Regions from separate parts of the Mus musculus genome. Here all the other regions are linked to region 1. A link is a contact called in ENCODE POLR2A ChIA-PET data. All regions are on one chromosome and are shown on one strand. The core of a region is the stretch at or near the end of the contact, and the rest is flanking DNA. Distances in the headings are between cores, read along the strand shown.

The links. ChIA-PET counts read pairs that join two places held with the same protein, here RNA polymerase II (POLR2A).
Region 2: POLR2A ChIA-PET joins it to region 1 with 26 read pairs in Patski. The contact joins the promoter of Mdh2 here to the promoter of Hspb1 in region 1. POLR2A ChIA-PET finds 5 or more read pairs at or near these places in 4 of 5 experiments (Patski and embryonic stem cell).
Region 3: POLR2A ChIA-PET joins it to region 1 with 15 read pairs in Patski. The contact joins the promoter of Dtx2 here to the promoter of Hspb1 in region 1. POLR2A ChIA-PET finds 5 or more read pairs at or near these places in 3 of 5 experiments (Patski and embryonic stem cell).

What each region holds. Positions count from the first base shown.
Region 1 is chr5:135,886,207-135,889,274 of GRCm38, forward strand. It overlaps Hspb1 (heat shock protein 1), which reads left to right and starts at 1,713. Exons shown (of 3, transcript NM_013560.2): 1 at 1,713-2,228; 2 at 2,843-2,906; 3 at 3,035-3,068. The coding sequence starts at 1,853.
Region 2 is chr5:135,777,249-135,780,263 of GRCm38, forward strand. Mdh2 (malate dehydrogenase 2, NAD (mitochondrial)) reads left to right here and starts at 1,401. Exons shown (of 9, transcript NM_008617.2): 1 at 1,401-1,553. The coding sequence starts at 1,488. Styxl1 (serine/threonine/tyrosine interacting-like 1) reads right to left here and starts at 1,137. Exons shown (of 9, transcript NM_029659.4): 1 at 1,003-1,137. Gm30205 (a long non-coding RNA gene) reads left to right here. Exons shown (of 5, transcript XR_003955810.1): 5 at 674-736.
Region 3 is chr5:135,993,250-135,996,098 of GRCm38, forward strand. Dtx2 (deltex 2, E3 ubiquitin ligase) reads left to right here and starts at 1,551. Exons shown (of 11, transcript NM_001256096.1): 1 at 1,551-1,717.

The sequences.
Region 1 (3,068 bases), core at 463-2,962:
CCTATAGTACTGTCTTAGTCAGGATTTCTATTCCTGCACAAACATCATAACCAAGAAGCAAGTTGGGGAGGAAAGGGTTTATTCAGCGGACACTTTCCACATTGCTGTTCATCACCAAAGGAAGTCAGGACTGGAATTAAGCAGGTCAGAAAGCAGGAGCTGATGCAGAGGCCATGGAGGGATGTTTCTCACTGGCTTGCTTCCCCTGGCTTGCTCAGCTTGTTCTCTCGCTCTCTTTCTCTCTCTCTCTTTTTTTTTGGGGGGGGGTCTTTTCTAGACAGTGTTTCTCTGTATAGCCCTGGCTGTCCTGGAACTCACTCTGTAGACCAGGCTGGCCTCGAACTCAGAAACCCACCTGCCTCTGCCTCCCAAGTGCTGGGATTAAAGTCGTGCACCACCACCACCTGGCCCAGCTTGCTCTCTTATAGAACCAAGACTACCAGCCCAAGAATGGCTCCACCCACAATGCCCCCCCCCCCCCGATCTCTAATTGAGAAAATGCCTTATAGCTGGATCTCATGGAGGTATTTCCTCAAAGGAGGCTCCTTTCTCTGTGATAACTCCAGCTTGTATCAATTTGACACTAAACCAGCCAGTACAAGTATCCAGGTTCAAATTCTAGCACCCACCTGGCATTCCAATTTCTGATACTCTCTGTAACTCAAGATCTAACACTCTCACACAGACATTCATGTAGGCAAAACACTGATACACATTATATATATATATATATATATATATATATATATATATATATATATAATAAAAAAAAAAAGCGGCCGGGTGTGGTGGGGCACGCCTTTAATCCCAGCACTCCGGAGGCACGGGCAGGTGGATTTCTGAGTTCGAGGCCAGCCTGGTCTACAAAGTGAATTCCAGGACAGCCAGGGCTATACAGAGAAACCCTGTCTCGAAAAACCAAAAAAAAAAAAAAAAAAAAAAGCATCAAATAGCCCAGCGGTGGTGATGCACACCTTTAATCCCAGCACTTGGGAGGCAGAGGCAGGCGGGTTTCTGAATTCGAGGCCAGCCTGGTCTACAAAGTGAGTTCCAGGACAACCAGGGCTATGCAGAGAAACATTGTCTTCAGAAAAAAAAAAAAAAAAAAAAAAAAAAAAGCAAAGCAAAACAAAACAAAAAAAAAGCATCAAAATAAAAAAAGAAAAATCCTACTTCAGAGAGAGAGAGAGAGAGAGAGAGAGAGAGAGAGAGAGAGGAGAGAGGAGAGAGAAAGAGAGAAAGAAGAAAGAAAGTCAGTTTCTGGGTCAGAAAGATACTCAGTGAACACTAAGGCGCCTGCCACGAAGCCTTTGCTCCCCAGGAGATACACTATAGAAGACAGCTATCTTGCCGGTGTCATGAGACCTCCACAGGTGTGCCATGACATGTGTGTTCCCACGGGCCTCCTTCTGGTTCAGACCAGGTTCAGTTGCTTCCCAGTTGCGACACAAAAGACCTAACCTCTCCTGGTTATTCTCAATAAAAAATGGGGCTGGCCCCAGGCCACCGCCCTTCAGCCAGCAGTGTCCTAAACCCGACAGTGGGAATCGCTCCAGCTACCGGTATTACGCCGTCATTTGTTTTCTTCAACAAGAGAAGTTTCCAGATGGGGGCAGAACCTTCCTGGCCCCGCCTGCCCGCCCCCTTTGCAAGCTTAGGGGGAGGAATGCAGAGGGGAGGGGCGGCGAGGGGCGGCCCCTGAGACGGTCATTGCCATTAATAGAGACCTGAAGCACCGCCTGCTAAAAATACCCGGCTGGGCACACATAAAAGCACGCTGGGGCTCCAGTCCGGCACTTCTCGGATCCTCAGCCCAGTGCTTCTAGATCCTCAGCCTTGACCAGCCAAGAACATGACCGAGCGCCGCGTGCCCTTCTCGCTGCTGCGGAGCCCGAGCTGGGAACCATTCCGGGACTGGTACCCTGCACACAGCCGCCTCTTCGATCAAGCTTTCGGGGTGCCCCGGTTGCCCGATGAGTGGTCGCAGTGGTTCAGCGCCGCTGGGTGGCCCGGATACGTGCGCCCGCTGCCCGCCGCGACCGCCGAGGGCCCCGCGGCGGTGACCCTGGCCGCACCAGCCTTCAGCCGAGCGCTCAACCGACAGCTCAGCAGCGGGGTCTCGGAGATCCGACAGACGGCTGATCGCTGGCGCGTGTCCCTGGACGTCAACCACTTCGCTCCGGAGGAGCTCACAGTGAAGACCAAGGAAGGCGTGGTGGAGATCACTGGTGAGTTTCCCTTGTGCCCAGAGGGGACGAAGCTGCCGAGGCGAGAGTGGTGGCTGGGGGGCTGAGGGTGGGGGCTGAAACCCTGAGGAATAGAACCCTGAGAAGTTAGAAATGAACCTAGGGACCCGGAGCCCGCATCATTCTCCTTTGCCTGCTTCTCTTGCCCCGGAACGCGGGGTGCAGGTTGCTCTTAAAAGCTCTGTCATCTTCGATGATATGGACCAACAGCTGGGGATGTAGCTCAGGGTAGAGCTTCGCCTGGCCTGCCGGGAGGCCTTGAGGCTTTGCGTTCCACCCGCAGCACAGAAACAAAATGAAGGAAGACCCAACACACCTTCTGGAAGACCTCATTCCCAAATAAGCAAGCGGCAGGATCAGGGTCCCTAGACCCAGCCGCAGAGGCTTTGAGTATACCTACCCTGGTATCCAAGTCTGGGTCAGAGCCAAGCCCTTCGCATCCCAAATCTCAGAAGGGAAGTTTCTGGAAAGTTTTAAGATTCCAGACAGTCAGGCACCCCGCCGCACTCGGGTTTGTTTGCCTCCCTGGGGGGTCCCAGCCACTCCTTAGCTAGGACAGCAGAGGGCTGCTTCTGACCTTCTGTCCCCACCCACAGGCAAGCACGAAGAAAGGCAGGACGAACATGGCTACATCTCTCGGTGCTTCACCCGGAAATACACGTGAGTTCTGATTCCTTGCATGGAGGGCGGGGAGGTGGGGGGGAGGGGGAGCGGACCCAGGGCGGAGGGCGAAGAGCCCCGGGTCAGGAGGGATGTGTAACCCTTGCCCTGATTTTCTGTGTGTCCAGGCTCCCTCCAGGTGTGGACCCCACCCTAGTGTCC
Region 2 (3,015 bases), core at 151-2,650, 110 kb before region 1:
ATACTTTATTGCTGGAGAACTTCACATTCATGCCAAGTGTTTTTGAACAAATCCAACCAGTTCCCTCCCTTCCAGTTCCTTCTCTAACCCCCTCCCCAACTTTTTGTTTGCATGGTTGTTATTTTGTTTTTTGGTTTTTTTTTTAACAGAGTTTCATGTTGGCCTCAAACTCACATCAATCCTTCTGCTGCAGCCTCCGGAATATTTTTTATGTGTGTAGCATGCGTTCGAATGTATGTAGGTGCATATATGTGCACGTCTGTATGTGTATGGGTCCTTACTTTTACATTTTTATCATTTTAAATGTTTATTTCTGTGTCTCCGTGGGTACCTGCACACGAATGCCTGCGGCAATGGCTATGCCTGAAGCTAGAGTTTCAGGGGGTTGTGGGCCACCTGCTAGCGTCTCAGGATCGAAGCTCTGCAAGAGCAGCAAGTGCTCTTAACCAGAGTCATCCCTCCAGCTCTGATCCTGAACTTTAGAATAGTTATTATTTTTTTAATCGTGTGTTGTGCGGATTTTAGTAAGAAAGGAAGGAAAAGAAGGGGGGAGCAGGAAAAGCAAGAAGAAGAGTTGCAGAACCGTGCTCCCTGCACTGCTGGAGAGTTTGAGGGGTAGAGACAAGCCCAAAGCCTGAGGCACGGTCACCAAACGTTTCTTCCTCCGTCCCAGACCTAGGATCGCGGTCCTGCACATCGCCTGGTGCCATGACAACGCGAGTACTCGCTCCTCCGAGCGGGTTGTGTGAGAAGCCTGGAACCTCAACAAGGCTCTGTGTAACTTGTCGGAAGGGCGGCTCTGGAGGAAACAGGTGGGGAGATGCTGCCCACCCCGCCCCGGGACGCCCCGGGACCCCAGCCGGCCTCTTCCAGGGGGCAGGAAAGTTGGGCCTGGCTGAGGTCAGGAGCTCCGGGGCCGCCTGACCTGCTGCGCGACTTCTGTCAGGCTCCCCGGCAGGACGTCCGACCGGAGCCCCACCTGGGATAACGGGTACTTCTAACCTAGAGCCTGTCCTCCGGGCGAGCGCTCCAAGAGTCCTTCTAGTACCGGGTTGCTAGGGGCGGTCCCAAGATTCCGCCTAATCCTGGTGACCGTCTGTCCTAGCGCTAGGTCCCGGAAGTGGGCAAAGCTAACGGTGGGGAGGGGCGGGGCAAGGGGCGGGGTAGGAGGCGGGGGAAGGAACGGCCTGATAAAGTGAAGCCGGGCCTCTCTCGCGAGATCTCGGAAGTGGCCGGAGCCCAGAGATGACTTCTTTGGAGCCGGAGAGAATCGTGACGTCAGGCCTCGCTCGCCGGGTCTAGGGCGTGCTAGACAAGGAACCACACGGCCGAGCCTGTCTCGCGAGATTTGGCTCAAGCTTCTTGCGCTTCTCTCGCGAGATCAGGTGGCTCTGGACCGGGCGGCCACTGCGCAGAGTGGAGGTCGTTGGAGTCACTCGTCTTCTTGTAGCTCCTGCCAGTAGCTCCGTGTCCCGCCCGCCCTAGCCATGCTGTCCGCTCTCGCCCGTCCTGCCGGCGCCGCTCTCCGCCGCAGCTTCAGCACTTCGGCCCAGGTACAAGGGGCTGCCTGCCTAGGAAGGAACTCCGGGGGCGGCACACGCGTCCCCGGAGCTCGGCGTTTCTTAACCATCCAAGGCTCACTCTGGACGTCTGGGCCGCCCGGCTCACATCCCGACCAACATGGAAGGGGGACAGAGTCAGTCCAGGTTTCCTCCATAGTCTGCGCTCCACGTAGGTGCAGAAGCCGAGGCTCGCGGTCCGGATGCGAGTTGCATTATATGCAACTTTGCATTGCTTCGACTTAACTGATTTTCTCCTTGAAGCCTCCATGGATGTGAGGCACCAGGAGAGAAATAACGCGGACGTTAACTTCGTAGTGCCGGGGGCTCCGAGGGTGGAGAACGGATCAGGGTCACAGTAGTTTGGGAGATTCGATTGAAATTAGCACAGTCAGTGGCCTTCCCGCCCAGGGATTGCTTGCTTTATGTCCGTTTATGTGGACCAGGCTGGCCTCGAACTCACGGAGTCCAGTCTCTGCCTCAGTACCGGCATTAAAGATGTGCATCAAGCATCGTTTTTCAGAGTGTGTGTGGTGTCATGTGCACATGATTGTACAGAGGCCAGAGAAGGACATCGGTGTCTTGGCCATCACACACTAGACCAGCGAGCGGTTCTCAACCTTGGGATCGAATGACCCTTTCACAGGGGTCCCGTAGCAAATGTTTACATTACGACTCATAACCGTAACAGAATTTCAGTTACGAAGTAGCAATTTTATTTTTAAAAGTAATTTTATGGTTGAAGGGTTCACCTCAACATGAGGAACTGTATTAAAGGGTTGCAGCATTAGGAAGCTTAAGAACCCCTGTTGTAGACTTTATTTATTTATTTATTTATTTATTTATGAGAGTGAGAAGGCCTTTGATGAACCTGCCAGGCAGGGGAACCGGGCTTTGAACTCAGGTCCTTATGCACTTACCCACTGAACCATCTCCTCCACTGGATCTCTTTTGAATTATTCTTGGAGGATCATCCTTGCTTTGGGTAGACTTGGCCTAGGACAGTTACAGCTAAGCTATTTATAGTCAATCTTCTCCTGGGCCAGGGCCTCTTTAACTAGTGCATGTCGGAATCAGTAAAGGAGACCCAGGATCGTGTCAAGAGGGCAGGGTCAGTATTTTTTACAAATCTCTAGCAAAATTGATACAACCAAGGCTTGAGAAACAATTACCATGCTCCGGAGGAGAACTGATCATTCCAGGGAAGTCTACATTTCTTACCATCTAGGTCAGGTCTTCCTGTTTCCCATTCAGTCCATTCATTGAAAAATAAAGATGCAAGGGGCTGGAGAGGTGCTCACAGTTAAAAGTGCTTGCTGATTTTGCAGAGACTAGAGTTTGGTTCCCAGGACCCAAGGCAGGTGACTCCAACCACCAGAGGGTCTGAAGCCTTCTTCTGCCCTCCGTGGGTACCTGCACATAAACACACACACCAAAAAATAATCCAGCTAACATA
Region 3 (2,849 bases), core at 301-2,800, 110 kb after region 1:
GCAGACAGGAGTCCATTTAAGGCTAGGAGGGCTGGGGATATGCCTGAGTCAGCAGAGAGCTTGCTTAGTGTGCAGGAAGCCCTGGGTAACCCCCCCCCCCCCCCCCCCCGCTCCCCCTGCCTGGTCCTCCTCTATAGCTGGGAACAACAGTACACACCTGCAATCTCAGAAGGTGAGACAGGGGGATTAGTAGTTGCAGGCCATCTCTGAAGCCAGGTGCTAAGACACCCTGTCTCCAAAACAAATAAACAAAAAATCCCCCTACTTCCACTAGGAGGGACTTATGTAGAGCTTTTGGGGACAGACACGTTTTCTTTGGGCTGTGAAGTCATTAAGATCTTTCTGGCTGTATAGATTATACGTGGGTCCTTGGTGGCTACCATCGGCACTAGGAAATGCCAGGTGCCATCCATTCATCAGAAATAATGAGCAAAGCAGCTGTGTCTTATCAGACTGTCCCTCTGCAGTGTCAGATGGAGACCAATTAGCAGAGGCAGGAAGCAACACAATTCTGCCTTTCCAAGCAAAACAGTAGCAAGCACCCCTGCTCCTCAGTGACACTGCTGAGGCCAGGCCTCCTTGACTTCTCTAGCTGTGTTCATCTTTTCTGCTTGGTGAGCCGGGAGCAGGTTCTGGGAATGGAACAGGCTCTGTGAAGTGGAATTTTAAGGACTTCTTTTGCAAATCCAGGGTCTTCTGCCTACTCGATAGATAAGTGCTCTACCACTGAGCCAGGCCAACTTAAGCCAAGGTTTAACTTTTTTTTTTGTTTTTTGTTTTTTGTTTGTTTGTTTGTTTTTCGAGACAGGGTTTCTCTGTGTAGCCCTGGCTGTCCTGGAACTCACTTTGTAGACCAGGCTGGCCTCGAACTCAGAAATCTGCCTGCCTCTGCCTCCTGAGTGCTGGGATTAAAGGCATGCGCCACCACGCCCGGCTTAACATTTTTTAATAGATTCTTTTCTTATTTAAAAATTTTAAATCTATGTTTTTAAAGACTGTGCTTGTAAGCTCAGCAATTAGGAAGCAGAGGCAGGAGGTTCAAGAGTTTAAGAGCAGCCTAGGCTTACATCACAAATTCAAAGCCACTCCGAGGTACATGAGATCCTGGACCCCTTCCACCCCTACAAGTGGACTCTTATAGCTGGGGATTAATTAGTAGTAGAACACTTGTCTACTGTGCTTGCATTAACTTTGATCCTCAACACCACAAAAGGAAAAATCAGGGTTGGCGATAGGGCTCAGAGGGTAAAGGCATTTGCTGACAAGCCTGACACCTTGAGTTCGATCCGTGGAACCCACGTGAAGGTGGACACGGAGAACGGACTCCTAAAGTTGTTCTTTGACCTCTGTAAGTACACCCCCCTCCAGAATATACACACATAATAAAAAGAAATATAAAAATTATTAAAAATCAAATGCATCAGTGATTAGCGAGGGAGTAAGTCAGTAGGAGAAAGAGAAGGCTGGGTACATTTATATCTGCTGGTGTGCTTTGGTTCAGCCCACTCAGCTTCATCAGAACTACATTTCCCAGAAGGCACTGCGTGAGGTGGACATGCGCAGCGCGGTGCTTGGAGGCTGCGACGCCGAGTTTCACTCCGGCTGCCTCCGGCTCGGAGTCGGAGACATACTCGAGGGTTCTTCCCAGGCCGAGCCGGAGCTGAGCCCGGAGGTCGGCGGTCCTCTCAACCTGTTCCTTCTGCTTCCCTCAGACTCGGTGAGCGGGACGGGCGGGCCACCTGCTGGCGCCCAGCCTGGGGTCCCGAGGGTGGGTGGGTGGGTTGAGGAGAGGGGGCTATTGAGCCAAGCTGAGACCGGAAGGGGGCGGTCGTGCGAGGAGGGAGGGCCGTGCCGGCGGGATGGGTGAGTCCTGGGGGCGTTGGGAGCCCTGGGCACCTCGGTACCAGGGTCCTGGAGGCGGGAAGTCGCAGTTGGGACGCTCTGAGCGTTGGGGACTGGGCTGGGTGTGGTAAGAGCCCTATTTTTTGCAGAGACAGGGGTCGCATCCCTGGCAGTTTGAGTCCTACAGGACCTGGAAGAGCAGTGAGGCTATTGCTACCCTGGCTCCCTGAGGGGTCAGTTTCAGTCCTGGAGCGTTTGTGTGTGTGTGGGGGCGTTACATCCAGGCGATAGGGATCCACCACTGTCTGAGAGAGTTGGACTTTGGAGGCGTTTGCCTTTCCATTCTCGGTCTGTGTCAGACTGGGTCTCTGGGGCACTTTGGGGTGTCTCTGTTTTGAAGCTCCGCTTTTCATCCTATCCCTCACACAGCTGCAGGGTTGCCCGCGTTAGCTTTGCCTCCACAGTGGCATGAATGGGAATGTGTTCACAGGCAAGACCTTTAATGAACTCTCTTTTCTCCGTGCCGTCTTAGCCCCTTTAAAATTCTAGAGAGCCCAGCAATGTGTTGCACATTTATAATCCCAGTATTTGGGAGACAAAGGTTTGCGGGTAGCTAAAGCTTGCCTGTGCTTCATCACAAGATACTATATTACATCCCTCTCACTCCCCAAAAGAGTGCTAGCCAGGTGTGGTGATTTATGACTGTAATTTCAGCACTTGTGAGGCAGAAGCTGGAGACTCAGGAGTTCCAGTCCAGCCCTAAGCTATATACTGTGGCCCCTGCTTAAAACAAAACAAAACAAAAAAACCCCCAACAACCCAAAAGTAACAGTTCTGTGATGTAGAGTTCCCAGTAGCCACGAGAATCAGGATTGACTTCAGTTGGTCAAGGTGTCAAGTCTCTTTGCTTATTTTCTGTGTGACTTTGGTCAAATTTTTATCCTCTCTGGTGTGTTGATTTCCTTCATGGACCATCCGTGGGACCGGTTTCTGAAGTCCTCACGCAG